2 separate regions of the Homo sapiens genome follow, and region 1 is linked to region 2. Evidence: chromatin loops called from intact Hi-C (ENCODE). Cell type or tissue: Caco-2. All regions are shown on one strand. Each heading gives the region's core, and the rest is flanking DNA. Links, peaks and the distances in the headings are about the cores only. Region 1 has its middle 54 kb from the start of LINC02541. Region 2 has its middle 70 kb from the start of LINC02541.

Region 1 (8,340 bases), core at 21-8,020, 120 kb after region 2:
AGTGACAATTAGTTGCCCAGCTGGCTGGTCCTACTCTTTTGTATTTATTTATTTATTTATTTATTTTTAATCCTGCTCCTTCTATAATGACTCTACTCTTAATGTGGTCATATAAACATGTTGTAAACAATAATGCTGCATAGCACTTGCCCAGGAGCCATGTAAGGGCTTCACAGGCCAGCTAAGACTCAGGCAGAGTGGCCAGGGGCATTTTGAAGAAGTGTGGGACTTGTGGTCTCAGACTCCTCCCCTACCTCCTTTATCATTCCCATGGAGACTGTAACATTCTCTTCTCTTTCCTGTGAATCATTGCTTGAGAGGCTTATCTTATTCCCTTTGCAAAGCACAGTGCCTGCAAAAGTAAGGGATTCATATTTGTTTGTTGGTTTTTGGTTTCTGTTTGTTTTAAAGAATGATGATGGATGCTCTAGTTGCTTTTAAAGAGTTAAATGATGTTTGCACTTGCTAAGAGGTCACAGTCTCCAGATGGTAATCTTTTCCACAGGGCTCAGGCTGAAGAGCCACACAGCCGGGCCCACCCTTTTCTTCCCTTCTATTCCCAAACTCCTCTGACAGCATGTTTTGTTAAGATTGGGACCATTAACATAGATTCTTTCCAACAGCAAACCAAAATTTCATGTTGGCAAAGTGTGAACTCAGTTCCGGGAAGGAAAAGTGAAGGATGTCTTGCTCTAGTTCACCTCCAGGAATTTCTGGTAGATCTATAAGCTACGTGAGACAAAGAACAGGTAAAAATTCCCTATTGTCGTGAAGAGATCAGGGATGCTTGTGTAATTCTAAACTACCTATTTTTGGTTCTAAGCACTCTATCTGTCTAAGTCTCTCCACACATGTTTTTCCCCACCTTCCTGTTCATGGACCTGCCATTACACACTCAGTCCATGTGTCATCCAGCATTAAAAGCAATTTATTTATTCATGCATCTTATCTGTGGTATGTGAGAAGTTCTGTATGAGATCAGGCAGAAGAGCGGTGCCAAAACATAACATCCATCATTATAACATCAAGACTTTTAAAAAATACTGTTGTGTGGTATCAGTGATAATTGGGCCTAATGATAATAACAAGTATTACATGGCAGTAGAGATATAGTATTCTATATGCAGAAAAGAATTTGGAAACGGGATTGAGGCAAGATGGTATGCATCTCTGGTTGGGATACGCTGGACAGACAATTACCATACATGCAATTACAAGTAAGGATGCTGGGTTCACACCTGGGCCTTGGGTGTAAGAATTGCCCCTTTCTGGTCTGCCTTTAGGGCAGCCTTGAAGCTAGTAAGGAAACAAGTCTTAAAAAAAGCCATTCTGTTATCATCTAGCGTTCAGCTTCAGAGGGGTTTCTATTGGGTAGCTTCTGATGTCCTTTCAAGGTCACAGCCTTCAACTGCCTTTGCCCATCACTACTTCCCAGAAAAGCTGAGTCTCCCATTCTTTCCCCAGATGCTATTTTCCTGATGCAACGTGGAAGGTAGAGTGGGATGGTAGGAAGGAGATGGCAAGAAGCAATCCCTCAGACTTTTTTTTTTGAGACAGAGTCTCGCTGTCACCCAGGCTGGAGTGCAGTGGCACAGTCTCAGCTCACTGCAACTTCTGCCTCCTGAGCAGCTGGGATTACGGGTGCCTACCACCACGTCTTGCTAATTTTTGTATTTTTAGTAGAGACGAGGTTTCACCATGTTGACCAGGCTAGTCTCCCGACCTCAGGTGATCCACCCACCTGGGACTCCCAAAGTGCTGGAATTATAGGCATGAACTACCACATCTAGCCCCTCAGATTGTTTTTTGAAATCATTTTCACCGAAAGTTTTATTTAGACACTGATATATGCAATGGGAGCAACCAGATTTATTCATTTGGAAAGGAGGAGGCAGCACTGTAGCTCTGGAGGAGAATCCACCCCAGATGCTGCTATTGAACTCGAAGACCTTACAATGGGGAGGGAGGTAAAGGCTTCTCTGAAAAGCACATTTCCTGTTCATAAAAGCTTCCTTGTATTGAGTGCCTATCAGGAGTTATCTAATTTAATCTGCATAATCGTTCTGTGATGTAGCTATTATTATCTCTATTTTATATATTGGGAAACTGAGATGCAGAATTCTTAAATAACTCACCCAAGATCTCATAACTAGTAAGTGGAAGAACTGGTATTCAAACCAAGAGCCCTTTATGTTCAAAGTGCATGTTTTTTTTCCAGAAAATAAACTGCCTCTTGGCTCATACTTCTTTGGGGGAAATGTTAGAATAATTTAATAAAACTGATTCTAAGCTTTGAGGCACTAAGAGAGTGATCTTTCCACAGTGTGCACAATTTGGATGTATTGGCCATGGGTAGGCCTGTTGGTGATAAAAAGAGGGTGCTGATTAATTCTTTCTCTAAACCCCATGAATCTGTAAGTTGGTCCATTTCACCCTTGCCCTTCTGGGGAAGTTAGGAACGAGGTAGTGTTGGTCACTGTTTTGTGGTGATGTACCCATGGTAAATGCAGAACTCTGAGGTTAGCCTGGCTGAGGGGTAACTCCTCTGGGATTCAGCCTCTTACTCATTACATAAATACAAAAGTTTGAGCAAGTCCCCATGTCTCTCCAGATGGGGCCAGGGGTGATGGCCCAACCTGAGTCTGGAATCCCACCTGCCCAAGAGTGACACCTGGGACGTTGATGAATACATTCTCTGTGCCAACGGCAAAGGCTGCACAGTGAGAAAAATAATCATTCTTCCCTAAGCAGTTGAAACCTGAGCTTTTCATTTCATGATACTAATCACCAAGTAAACAGCTCTTTTATGCTAACATCTGTGTGAGGGCTGCTTCCCACACCAGCCTCCTTCCGGCCTGCCTGTTCTCACTGAAATACCAGCAGCATCATGGGGACACTTAACCCTAAAGGTTATCCCTGGGCTCTCCCAGGGCCTATGACATGTTCCAGAGAGGCTTGGTCTTAGGGACTTTTCATTTCCTCAAGAGGGTAAGTGACTCCTTTGGTGTGCAAGATGTGTGAGCTGCCTTGGCAGCTGCTGAGACCCATTCAGAGACCTCTGTGCCATTTGCCTGGATTCTGGAGTTTCATACTCCTGAAAGTGCCTGGTTAATTTGCTGGGAGAACTGACTGCTTGAGCATAGCTCTTGGTTTGCTTTAACTTTCTTATTTGCCTGATATCAGCCAGTTCATGAAGCAGTTCACATATACCGTGCCAGATTTATAAAGTGTGAATTCAAGTCTGTCCTTGGCCTTCTCTGCCCAACCCCCACCATTTCCTTATTGTAGTTTCTCTTAAAACAGCCATGTTTCCCTTCTAAAACCCTTAGTAAATCCTGCCAGATTAATGAATGGGGGAAAAACGACAATTGCTTATACAATTTCATATGTAGGCTATAAGCAGTCCCTGTTCTCTGAGATCCTCCTCACCGTGTTCCTAACAGTCCAGGGCAGTTATTATGCTCCAGGTTTTATAAGAGGAAAAACAGAGAACATTCCTTTTCTTTTTCACTGCCAAAGGGGCGGGGTGGGGGGGATCCAACCCTGAAATTAAGTGAATTGAAAATGAAGTCAAAGGAACGGAGGCCTTCCGTTCTCTAAGCTCAACACTTTGTGATTTGCTTGATTACACTTCCCTCAGCCCCTCCCTCAAATCTCATAGGCACAGACTCATTACCCCATTAGGATTTGGCTGGGGAGGCCTAAGGGACAATGAGAACATACAAGAATCTGGCTGGGCTGCCAGAGTTAACAACTTCTCATGTGCAATAAAATCAGACAGCATTTTTGATGGACCACATTCTCATTGCATTCAAAGAGCCTTGGAAAGCTTCCATGGCTGCTAATTTCAAATAAGCAAACATCCCGGAGGGATGTGAGGCAAAGATGTGTCCTTTCGGCTCGCCCCTAACATTTGCAGGGCCCAGGGCAAGAGTACAAACGGAGGCCCACAAGCCATATGCCTAAATACTTAAAAGTTATGATGCAAGCTTGAACATTCTTAAGTAAAACATAAAATATGTTCTACCCTCCCTTCATGACAAATGTATTTTCATTAACTATCTAGAGGCTGGATTTGAATTTAGAGTTCCCTGACTCCTTGGAGTTTCATCCTGGAATTGGATGGCCAGGGAAATCGGGCCTCTCACTGCCTGGCCCACTGCCCTAGGTCCTGGGTCTACCCCCATCTTTTCAGACCCTACCCCCATCCTACAATGCATGGGACCTCTCAAACTCCACCACACGTGTCCAAGCTGCATTAACACCCTCATCAACAGCCACCTCTGGGACATCCCTTGGCCTAAAGGTGTGCCTAGTCAGGTCCTAAGAAGTTGGTTTTAGTTGATTGGGAAGGGAATTTTAGGGTCCTGGGAACTCAAAGCATGATTAAGGATGTGTTTGGGGTGGGGTGGGGGTATCGCTTTGGCCCCGTGGACTCTCCTTTTCATGAAGAGAAGTGCTGTTGAAAGAAGGCCAGGTTGCTTGCTCCCTTATAAGATGCAGAGCAGCATCCTCTCTTGCTTGGATTTATGGATGGTACATACACAGTAGGTCTTTCATTTTTTATTTTTTTGAGACAGAGTTTCACTCTTGTTGCCCAGGCTGGAGTGCAACGGTGTGACCTCAGCGCACTGTAACCTCCGGCTCCCAGGTTCAAGTGATTTTCCTGCCTTAGCCTCTGAAGTAGCTGGGATTACAGGCACCCACCACCACCCCCGGCTAATTTTTTGTATTTTTAGCAGAGGCGGGGTTTAACCATGTTGTCTGGGCTGGTCTTGAACTCCTGATCTCAAGTGATCCACCCGCCCCAGCCTCCCAAACTGCTGGGATTACAGGTGTGAGCCACCTACTGGCCTACAGTAGGTCTTTTATAAGGAAAGTTTCATCTAGAAAGTGGACACCTGCCACAATGTCTGCTGGTAGAGGAGCTGTAGGGCCAGGTACTTGCTTCATGCACTGAATGAGAATAGATGTCTAGCTGCAGTGATTCTATTCTGGATGGACAGTGACATCACCTGGGGAAGATTTCCCATGACTCTGCACAGATAGATTCTGATTTCTTTGGTTTAGGGTAGGGTGCAGGCACAAGTGTTTTCAAAAGGCTCCCCAGGTGTGATGGTTAATACTGAGTGTCAACTTGATTGGATTGAAGGATACAAAGTATTGATCCTGGGTGTGTCTGTGAGGGTGTTGCCAAAGGAGACTAACATCTGAGTCAGTGGGCTGGGAAAGTCAGACTCATCCTTAATCTGAGTGGCACAATCTAATCAGTTGCCACCACAGCTAGAATATAAGCAGGCAGAAAAATGTAAAAAGGGAGACTGGAGGCCGGGCATGGTGGCTCACGCCAGTAATCCCAGCGCTTTGGGAGGACAAGGTGGGCAGATCACCTGAGGTCAGGAGTTCGAGACCACCCTGGCCAACATGGTGAAACCCTATCTCTACTAAAAAGTACAAAAATTAGCTGGGTATAGTCGTGGGCACCTGTAATCCCAGCAATTTGGGAGACTGAGGCAGGAGAATCACTTGAACCCAGGAAGTGGATGCTGCAGTGAGCCAAGATCACGCCACTGCACTCCAGCCTGAGCAACAGAGCGAGACTCAATCTCAAAAAAAAACGAGAGAGGGACTGGCCTAGCTTCCCAGCCTACATCTTTCTCCCGTGCTGGATGCTTCCTGCCCTCAAACATCGAACTGCAAGTTTTTCAGTTTTGGAACTCGGACTGGCTCTCCTTGCTCCTCAGCCTTCAGATGGCCTATTTTGGGACCTTGTGGTCATGTGAGTTAATACTTAATAAACTCCCCTTTATTAAGTTTATTAATACTTAATAAACTCCCTTTTATATATATATATTCCATTAGTTCTGTACCGCTAGAGAACCCTGACTAATACACCAGGTGATTCTATGTGCAGCCAGGACTGAGAACCACTGGGCCCAACCTAATGACTTTGCTTCTCATACAGCATGGCATTAAATCTTTGTACCTACTTGAAAAGAACTCAAAGCCATTATGACCCCAGAAAGGTTCATTTCTAGAATAACATCTTCCATATTGTAACCAACAATTAAATCTGTGCTTACAGCAGCAAGACTTGTCTGCAAAGGTTCTGCTAGTGGTAGGCAGAAATCTTAACTGGCATCTCCTTTGTGCTTCATGCAAGGTAAAACTCAAAATATTTAATATTTAACAATCATTATAGCAATCAATCAATACAAACAGACTCCAACTATAAAATACAGGTTGCTGATATGGTTTGGCTGTGTCCCCACCTAAACCTCGTCTTGAATTGTAGCTCCCATAATTCCTATGGGTTATGGGAGGGACCCATTGTGAGATGATTGAATCATGGGGGCAGTTTCCCCCATACTATTCTTATGGTAGTGAATAAGTTTCATGAGGTCTGATGGTTTTATAAGAGGTTTCCCCTTTTGCTCTGATCTCTCATTTTCTCTTGTCTGCCACCATGTAAGACATGCCTTTTGCCTTCTGCCATGATTGTGAGACCTCCCCAGTCATGTGAAACTGTGAGTCCATTAAGCCTCTTTCCTTTATAAATTACCCAGTCTGGAGTAGGTTTTTATCAGCAGCATGAAAACGGACTAATACAGTTGGCTTTACCATTGCCTGATAAATTAATCTAGTTACTCCTCCCAGAAATCCTTTAAGATGTGCCTGTACCAGGTGACTTATAAGAAGGTGGGAGATCTGGGACTCAAACCCAGGTCTTTTGACTCCAAATCCTGAGTTCTGTCAACTCTACCAGACAGCTTTGCATAGCACTTCCGGTTGGCACAAACTGAGTTCTTTAGTCTAAAACATTGGCCTAAACCAGAAAACTTTAGAGAACTGTATTATCAGCCTCATTAAAAAAAAATACCACCCTCAAAATGTATCACCCAGTCTAAATCCATACAAACACAAAGGGGAAAACAACAGTTCAGAGCCTCTAGTTGAATGACAATTGTTTCTGGGACTAAGAAGTGGCTCTTTCATTCTGAAGTTGATACATATATTATGACATATACTTAGAACTGTGCTATCCCTTAGCAATGGCTCACACTCAAGACCTGCAACATGCAGGATCTGTGGTCATAAGCTTGTAGGTACACTGTGACCCGTGTAAGTATAATACTTTGAAATCACAAAATCACAAGGCGGAGTGGGATCTTTCATGGTCATTAAGTCCACCTCTGTTTCTGGGAAAGTCTGCATTTAAGCCATCCCAGAGAGACAAACCTCCCCCACTTGGAATACAATTTCTTTCTCTCCTCAGCAGGGGAGCCTTCTATTCAAAGCTCAGGTCAAGACCTACCTTCCTGGCAAAGTAATTCATTGTGGATCTCTCCTCAGCAGGGCAGATTCAGGTTCTGGGGAATGGAATTTTATACAATTTGAGGGGTTTTCTTTATGATAAAGAATACAAAATCAGGTACAAAAGTGAATATTTATTTAGCATGAGAAAATGAAACACAATAAATTACTGGAGACTTTGAGCTTCAGGTCCTTTTCATATAACACCCCTGGCAACTTTCCAGACATGCTTGCTTAGAATGCTTCCTGACTGCAGCCTGGCTTTCCTGTTACACCTCTGAAAGTCCTCAAAGCCTAGCAGATTCCAACATGCTCAAGGCCTGGTAAATCTGCTTCTGCTTTTCAGCAAACATGTATGGGGATTATTTATTTGTTGGTTTATCTATTTAGGTGTTTCATCATTTTAAAAGAATTTGAAGCAGAGAATCTAGCTCTTTACACTCCTGCAATGCAGCACACATTGATTTTGCACACACCATGCTGTCATACTGTTCCTCACTTCTGCCATTTCTCACTTCCCCTGCCCCAACAGTACTTGTAACCTGGCAAAGCTCCATTCATTAATACTTTTCTGAATGTTTCTAGACCAATTATTCTCAACTGGGGGCCATTTTGTTGCTCAGAAGACATTTGGTAATATAGGGAGACATTTTTGAGTTGAGTACCCTTCCTCTGTGAGTTGGGTACCCTTCCTCTGTGCTCTCAGAGCCAAATACACAGATTCTGTCTTTGTACTCAACATATTGATTATAACCATCTGTATATGTGTCTATTTCTCCCTTTGGATGGTGAGTCTTACAACAGCCACTTTTGCATTTTAGCAACCTTAGTATCCCCAGAACCTAACAGGGAGCGCACAGGAGGTGATATCATGGTCACTGAAAAGACAGAACACTTCTACTTTTATCTGAACCATACAGTTCAGCATGTTTACCATATATTGTCTTGTTTTAAAATATTTCACTTGTGTAAATACTGTCTCATGAGAAAGACTATAAACTTCATATGGGAAAAGATCATGTCTTT
Region 2 (8,340 bases), core at 193-8,192:
TTTACTGTTTCTGTTTTAAAACAATCTATGCTTAGGTATAAATATTAAGCAATTGTGGGTTGCTTAGTATTTATACGTAAGCATAGAACCCTCTTCTTCCAAACAAGTTTCCTAGGAAATACAAATTGAAATAGACAAATAGTAACAGAAGTGGAGTTTTAGGGCTTGCTTCTCTTCTCTTACATTGCTATTTTGCCTATTTTGATTTTTTAACTTCACTCTGCTTTCTCTGAGGCAATGTTATTGTTCTTGCTGCCATGAAATACTTACCATGAGTTCCTTCGTTATTTTACCGGAAAAAAAATACTGAGTACTTGTGTGCCTTCCAAAACCTCTCTGACAGGACTCTAGAAAATTTTACCTTGTTGTCCGCATTGCAAATGGTGCTGTTCAAGGCTCCAGATCTTCGCATGTACTATTGCCTTTCCTGGATATTCTCTGCAACACTCTTCATCCTTAAAGTCAATGGCAAATATCTCTTCTATAAAGCCTGCTGCCGAGAACTTCCACTTTTGCATTCATCACATTGCACTGTAATTGTTTGTTTACACATCTGTTTCCTTAACTAGACATAGAGTTCCCTGAAGTCGGAAATCTTGTCTTGTTCAACTTTGCAGTTTCCTGCTGGCTGCGGAGAAGTCCAGAGCCAGAAAGGTGATCCACCCTAAGAAGTATGTAGGGGAGCTCAAGAGAAGGAGTTTCCTGCTCCACGTTTGCTCCTTCTTCTCCCTCCCTTGGCTTTATCTTTATCTACTTCTAATTCCTGTTATCTGGAAGCATTGTTTATATCTTTGTAAGTCATCTGAAAAAAATATTTAAACAACTTGGAGAGTTTAATAAGAAAAATATTCATCCATGTATTCCTGGGGCTTAACACAGTACTGGTACCTGGATGGTATTAAGATATTAAATAAATGAATGTTTGATAAATGATATGACAAATAGCAACATTTTAATACTACACACTGTCCTGTGAAGTTCATATGTATTAACTCATTTAACATTCCTAACTTAGAAGCAGAAATTATTCTCATTTTCATTGTATGTACAGGTTGAATATTCCTGATCTGAAAATCCGAAATCTGAAATGGTCTAAATTCCAAAACCTTTTGAGCACCAACATGATGCTACCAGTGAAAATTTTCACACATAACTACTTTTTTTTTTTTTTTTTTTTTTTTTTTTTGAGACAGAGTCTCACTCTGTTGCCCAGGCTGGAGTGTGATGGTGCAGTCTTGGCTCACTGGAATCTCTGCCTCCCAGGTTCAAGCAATTCTGCCTCAGCCTCCCAATTAGCTGGGATTACGGGCACTCACCACCACGCCCAGCTAATTTTTTGTATTTGTGGTACAGACGAGTTTTCGCCATGTTGACCAGGCTGGTCTTGAACTCCTGACCTCAGGTGATCCTCCTGCCTTGGCCTCCCAAAGTTCTGGGAATACAGGCGTAAGCCACCACACCCGGCCATAACTACTTAATATAAACTTTGTTTATATATATATATATTATATATATATATATATTATATATATATATTATATATATATATTATATATATATATAATATATATATAATGCACAAAATTATATAAAAATATTGTATGAAATTACTTTCAGGCTATGTATATAAGGTGTATATGAAACTTAAATGAATTTTGTGTTTGGGCTTGAGTCCTGGCTGGTAGCAGTGGCTTACACCTTTCATCCCAGCGCTTTGGGAGGCTGAGGCAGGAGGATCATTTGAACCCAGGAGTTTGAGACCAGCCTGTGCAACATAACAAGATCCTTTCTCTACAAAAAATAATTATTTAAAAATTAGTTGGGTGTAGTGGAGTGTGCCTATCGTTCCAGTTACTTGGGAGGCTGAGGTGGGAGGACTGCTTGAGTCCAGGAGGTCAAAGCTTCAGTGAGCCAGGATCACACCACTTCACTGCAACCTGGGCGACAGAGCAAGATTCTTTCTAACATAATAATAATAATAATAATAATAATAATGGCTTGGGTCCCATCCCCAAGATATCACATTATGTATATGCAAATATTCCAAAATCCAAAACAATCCAAAATCAGAACTATTTCTGGTCCCAAGCATTTCAGATAAGGAATGCTCAATCTGTATAAGAAAACTGAAGCTCAGAAAGTTTAAGTAACTAGCACAGGCTACACAATTTGAAAGTGGTAGAATCAGCTTTCAAAGAAAGGTAGTATGATGGGAAGAAGCAAATTTATTTCTCAGTTGAATCATCCCCAGGGTTTAATAGATTAAATTTATCCTTGTTAACTTAATATTTAAGGACCACGGATCAGGTGCAATTTTGGTTTCACATACAAGTTGATGTGTTGTGTTTTCTTCTTTAATTTATAAATCTATATTTTATGGGAGTTCATTTGGGAAAGTATCACCAAGGTCTGCTATATTCCTTATATCTCCACGTAATACTTACTGCAGGAGGCACATAACTGTAATTGAACAGCACGTAGCTCTGTCTCCTATGATAAATGTGCCAAAGGCAGCATCTGAAACTCTTTGATAATGCAAGAAAAATAAATAAATAAAAAGTAGAATCAGCCTCGAATTTCCTAATCTTCATTTTAAATTGGGTTGTGAAATAAAAGATGTTCCTCCCATAATTTATTTTTTTAAAAATTAAGATTTTTCATTGACAAATTAAAATTGTATATATTTATCATGTAGAAAATGAAGTTTTGAAATAAGGTATACATTGTGGAATGGATAAATTGAGTTAATTAACATATACATTGCCTCACATGCTTATTTTTTATGGTGAGAACAACCTCCAATGATCTTTCTTTTTTTTTTGACATATACATTACCTCACATACTTATTTTTTATGATGAGAACAACCTCCAATTCTTTCTTTTTTTTTTTCTTCACTTTTTAAATTAAGACAGGGTCTTGTTCTGTCACCCAGGCTAGAGTTCAGTGGCGTGATTACAGCTCACTGCAGCCTTGACCTCCTGGGCTCAAACAGTCCTCCCACCTCACCTTCCCAAGTAGCTGGGACTACAGGTGTGAGCCACCACACCTGGCTAATTTTTTTTTTTTTAAATTTTTTGTAGAGATCGGATCTTATTATGTTGCCCAGGCTGCTCTTGAACTCCTGGGCTCAAGCGATCCTCCCACCTTGGCCTGCCAAAATGCTGAGATTACAGGTGAGCTACCTCGCCTGGCTCCAATGACTTCTTAACTGAGTCTTTTCAAGAATACTATGAAGGCATAAAAAGGAATGAGATCATGTCCTTTGCAGGGATATGGGTGGAGTTGAAAGGCATTATCCTTAGCAAACTAACAGAGGAACAGAAAACCAAACACCACATGTAAGTGGGAGCTAAGTGATGAGAACACATGGACACATGGGGTGGGAGCAACACACACGAGGGCCTGTCGGAGGGGCATGAGTCAGGGGAGGGAGAGCATCAGGAAGAACAGCTAACGGACTCTGGGCTTAATACCTAGCTGATGGGATGATCTATGCAGCAAACCATCATCACACACATTTGTTTACCTATGTAACAAATCTGCACATCCTGCACACGTATCCTTGAGCTAAAAATAAAAGTTGAAGAAAAAATAAAAAAGAATCTTGAGTTCCAGGTCTTTAGGTAAAGTGGGCCTTTGCTGGAGGAAAAACAAGAGGAAGAAAGTGTCCTTCCCGTTTCTTGCTTTTTGGGATAGCTTCTTTAAGTATTTCTTGCTCTTCACAGCCTCATCAACCCCTTCTTTCACTTCTAAAGGCGTACTCTTGTTTAAACCAATATCACTAGACTGGCTCTTTGCTGCAGTTTCCTCCTCTGTAAAATGAGGGTAATAGTAACTACCTCACAAGGGAGAAATGGGGAGGCAGAGGGTGTAATGTAAACTGTGCAGGTAGGAAGAGGCAACCAGGGAAGACAGGACCAGATAGGGACACTAGTGGGGAAGCTCAGAAGATGAATATAAGTGATGGAGATGATAGGTAGGGAAGGGGTGGGACAGAAGTAGGCTATTTGAAGTAAGGATCCTACTCAAAATGGAAAAAGGGTGGGCTAATTGCAGAGTTCATGCTCCTTATTAAGAAGAAAATGGAGGATGTGGCTGCTATGCTCCTGATGCAATTGGACCTTGCCAAGGTGGTACTGGGGAAAGAGAAGGTGGCCATGATCCCCATTCTCAGCTAACAACCAGATTGTTACCCCTTCTGCATAAACATTTTGAATGTGCTACTAATACAATGACATCATTATGTGATGTTACACAAGTCTGAATCATGCATTGGACATTTTTTTCTATGATGATCATAAGTTTTTATTTTTTTTTTTTTTTTGAGCTGGGGTTTCGCTTTTGTTGCCCAGGCTGGAGTGCAATGGTGCGATCTCGGCTCACTGCAACCTCCACCTCTCGGGTTCAAGAGATTCTCCTGCCTCAGCCTCCCAGTAGCTGGGATTACAGGCATGTGCCACTACGCCCGGCTAATTTTGTATTTTTAGTAGAGATGGGGTTTCCCCATGTTGGTCAGGCTGGTCTCGAACTTCCGACCTCAGGTGATCCACTTGCCTCTGCCTCCCAAAGTGCTGGTATTAGAGGCGACAGCCACCACACCTGGCAGATCATAAGATTTTAATCTGTGCCTTTGTATATTAAATGTTGTCCTCAGAAGAGAGACAATTGACCCTATCACTCCAGATAAAAACAGCAGAATGTCCCTGAGTCACCCTTAGGTGGGGCAATGTTGGCTAATTTGTCACTATTCTGATGAAACTTTCCCTGCAGTCAAATCCCTACAGTCATAAACCTAGGAGGGGCCTTAGGAGCCATATAATCTCTTTCTTAGCTTCTCAACCATCACAAGCAGATAAGGAGATCAAGCCTTGGTACTAATTAAAGGATTTGAATAAGGAGAGTTAGAGTTAGTTTCCATTTCCAGCTCTGTTATTTGTTATTAGTTGACCAGTTAACCGTGGTCAAGTCTCTTAACCTTGGAAACACTAAAGTGGTGCTTTCTGAGTTAAATGAATTTAAAAACTTTTGACCTCCTATCCTTGTTTGGTAAACAGTGAAGGATATGGACACATGCTTTACAAAAGGCTTTGCTGTTTCTCCAGTGACAGAAATTTTCTAAATGACCATCTTCAGGCCTATCAGGCAGTTTGTAGACAAGGTTGGATACATCATACATCGTCCATCTTAGTGGTGTCCTCATAAAATGAAAGATTGAAACTCCAAAGGAAAGATAGATGGTGATGGCTTCAGACACAGACGTAGTTTATTGTGGTTACGTTTGAGGTAGATGGAAAATCCCATCTGACCAAAATTAATTTGGACAAATCCAGCCCCACCACTACAGACCCTCCTGCCCCCAAGATTTATCCGTTTGAATTAATGAGCAAACCCTTCCAAACAGGACCATCTCTGGGAATGTTAACTCATTGTAACCCTTCTAGTCCCTCATACCTTAGTGTGACATTGTTGAATGCAGGTAACAAGAACACCCTGACTGAGGTAAGCACTGAACTAACTGGGGAGCCCACACAAAAGCTCTGTTCTCCTCCCCAGGAGCATCTCAAGAAAGACCCTTATTATTCCAGGGAAGAGAGTGCAAGAGGAAGGGAAAAAAGAGATTGAAGAACAATGATGGAATCGAGTTATTTCACTATTTTCTAAAAACAAAGGTAGGATTATTAAGCTAGATAGAAAGAAACACTTCATAATTATATATTTATTTTTAGTTTCTCCTTCTCCTTTTTTTTTTTTTTTTTTTTTTTTTTGAGACAGAGTCTCACTTTGTAGCCCAGGCTGGAGTGTAGTGGTGTGATCTCAGCTCACTGCAACCTCTGCCTCCTGGGTTCAAGCAATTCTCCTGCTTCAGCCTCTCAAGGAGCTGGGATTACAGGCACCCGCCACCCCACCTGGCTAATTTTTGTATTTTTAGTAGAGACGGGGTTTCACCATCTTGGCCAGGCTGGTCTTGAACTCCTGACCTCAAGCGATCTGCCCACATCGGCCTCTCAAAGTGCTGGGATTACAGGCATGAGCCACAGTGCCTGGTCTCTTTTCCTTAGGAGACCTAAATCAGTGTTTTCTAAAGAAAATCTCTGAGTCTCAAGTGACCAAAAGTTTTGCTTTGACTGAAAATACTTAGAGAGAAAGGAATGGGCTGTATCCACTAAGAATAAGGACATTTGTTGTGACCCCTTTTGTGCAAATAGAATTGAAAATTTTTCCCTATTTTGAATGGAGAGTCTTTTACACGCTTTATTGAGATATAATTCACATACCATACAATGCAGCCATTTGAAGTATGCCTAGGCTAAATGCGGTGGCTCATGGCTGTGATCCTAGCACTTTGGGAGGCCGAGGTGGGCACATTGCTTGAGTCCAGGAGTTCAAGACCAGCCTGGGCAACAGGGTGAAACCCTGTCTCTAATAAAAATACAAAAAAAATTAGTCAGGCATGGATGTGTGTGCCTGTGGTCCCAGCTACTCAGGAATCTGAGGTGGGAGAATCACCTGGGAAGTCAAGGCTGCAGTGAGCCCAGATCATACCACTGCACTCCAGTCCCTGGATAACAGAGTGAGACCCTGTCTTAAAATAAAATAAAATAAAATAAAATAAAATAAAATAGTGTGTCACTATCTGGTTTAAAGAGTATTAAAAAATAAAAGATAAAGAAATAAAGTATGCCTCATTTTTGCTGGCTGTGGTGGCATGAGCCTGTGGTCCCAGCTGCTTGGGAGGCTGAGGCAGGAGGATCCCTTGAGCCCAGGAGTTCGAGTCCAGCCTGGGCAACATAGCAAGATTCCTGTCTCTAAAAATTTTGTGTAAAAGTTTAATAAAATGTACTTTGTTTTTGGTATATTACATTTTTAATTTTTAAAAATTGTGATAACAAAAATTACCATTTTAACTGTTTTTAAGTGTACATTGAATGGAGTTTTTAAATAATTTAATTTTTAAATTTAATTTACTTAATTTTAAATAATGTTTCACAGGGAGCTCTCTGACTTACCTATTGATTATAAGTATGAATCTGAAAAAAATTAATGTATTGAAATATAATAGGTCAACTGAAAAGACCACAGAAATGGACACTTGTAAACCAGCAGCAACTCATTAACTGGTCTTAGGAGGCTGTCAGCAGCCATGTGCCCTGTGACTCCAGACTCCCTCAGCATCATCTTCCCAGAAATACTGCTTCCAGGTCATTACCACAGAGTGATAACTTTTCAAAATAACTTTCCCTCAGGCAGGTTACCCAGCAAATTCTGAGTGTCAAGTACCTAGGAAGTAAAGTGCAATTAGAAGCAACAGAATGGAAGTTAGGAGCCAGGACAGGAAGGATCTAATCTATACTAAGATGGGTAGGAAGGGAGAGGTAGCAAAGTATTGTTCTCAGACGTTTGGCGCTTCCAGATGACCTAGCCAAGGATCAAGAAAGAGCTGCATTTCTTAAATTGTGGCTTGAAAATGGCACTGTTATTAGCAAATATTTCAAATAAAGGGGCTCTTGCTGTTTTAGGACTTGGAGGACTCCACCTCTCCATCACCTGAATCTCCATCTCCTTTCCACCGCCTGAAATGTATCTCAAGGCCCCTGGGCTTCTCTCGCACTTGACCCTTCTGGGAGGGGATCTGTCCCCCTCTCCTTTCTGTCCTGTTCTGCCAGGATATTAACATCATTACTTGGCTCTTTGTCATGTGTAGCAGTGGTATTGCTTTTTTTTTTTTTTCCTTAACTTTTTATGTAAATGCCTTGGTCACCTGATAGGATCATGGACCCATCAATAGAAGGTACCCCTTTTGCAGTTTCGGTACCCTCACAGTCCTTAGCAGGGTGCCATGCTTATAATACTTGAGTAGTTCTTAACTGGGAGTTTTTTTTTTTTTGAGATGGAGTCTTGCTCTGTCACCCAGGCTGGAGTGCAATGGTGCGATCTTGGCTCACTGCAACCTCCACCTCCCAGGTTCAAGCAATTCTCCTGCCTTAGCCTCCGGAGTATCTGGCATTCTGCCACTATGTCTGGCTAATTTTTGTATTTTTACTAGAGCCAGGTTTTCACCATGTTGGTCAGGCTGGTCTTGAACTCCCAACCTCAGGTGATCCGCCTACCTCGGCCTCCCAAAGTGCTTGGAATACAGGCGTGAGCCACTGCACCTGGCTGAGTTTTTTTTGACAGAATCTTGTTCTGTTGCCCAGGCTGGAGTGTAGTGGTGACATCTTGGCTCACTGCAACCTCTGTCTCCCAGGTTCAAGTGATTCTTGTGCCTCAGTCTCCTGAGTAGCTGGGTTTACAGGCATGCGCCATGACACCCAGTTAATTTTTGTATTTTTAGTAGAGA

The links. Peaks named below come from ENCODE experiments on the same cell type or tissue, not always from the same donor. Only the 100,000 strongest peaks of a DNase experiment are listed, where the experiment ranks them.
Region 1: it touches region 2 in a loop (2.6-fold over the local background); 1 of 110 quality-filtered maps calls a loop at or near these places.

Annotation. Positions count from the first base shown.
Region 1 is chr6:113,591,569-113,599,908 of GRCh38, reverse strand. No RefSeq gene overlaps it. Among named protein-coding and RNA genes, the nearest start is that of LINC02541, 54 kb to the left of the region's middle. RefSeq lists an enhancer at 2,827-3,006 and a silencer at 7,468-7,762. In Caco-2, for the core only: no CTCF peak of the experiment used is centred there; a DNase peak (open chromatin) is centred at 4,918.
Region 2 is chr6:113,715,651-113,723,990 of GRCh38, reverse strand. No RefSeq gene overlaps it. Among named protein-coding and RNA genes, the nearest start is that of LINC02541, 70 kb to the right of the region's middle. In Caco-2, for the core only: no CTCF peak of the experiment used is centred there; a DNase peak (open chromatin) is centred at 4,710.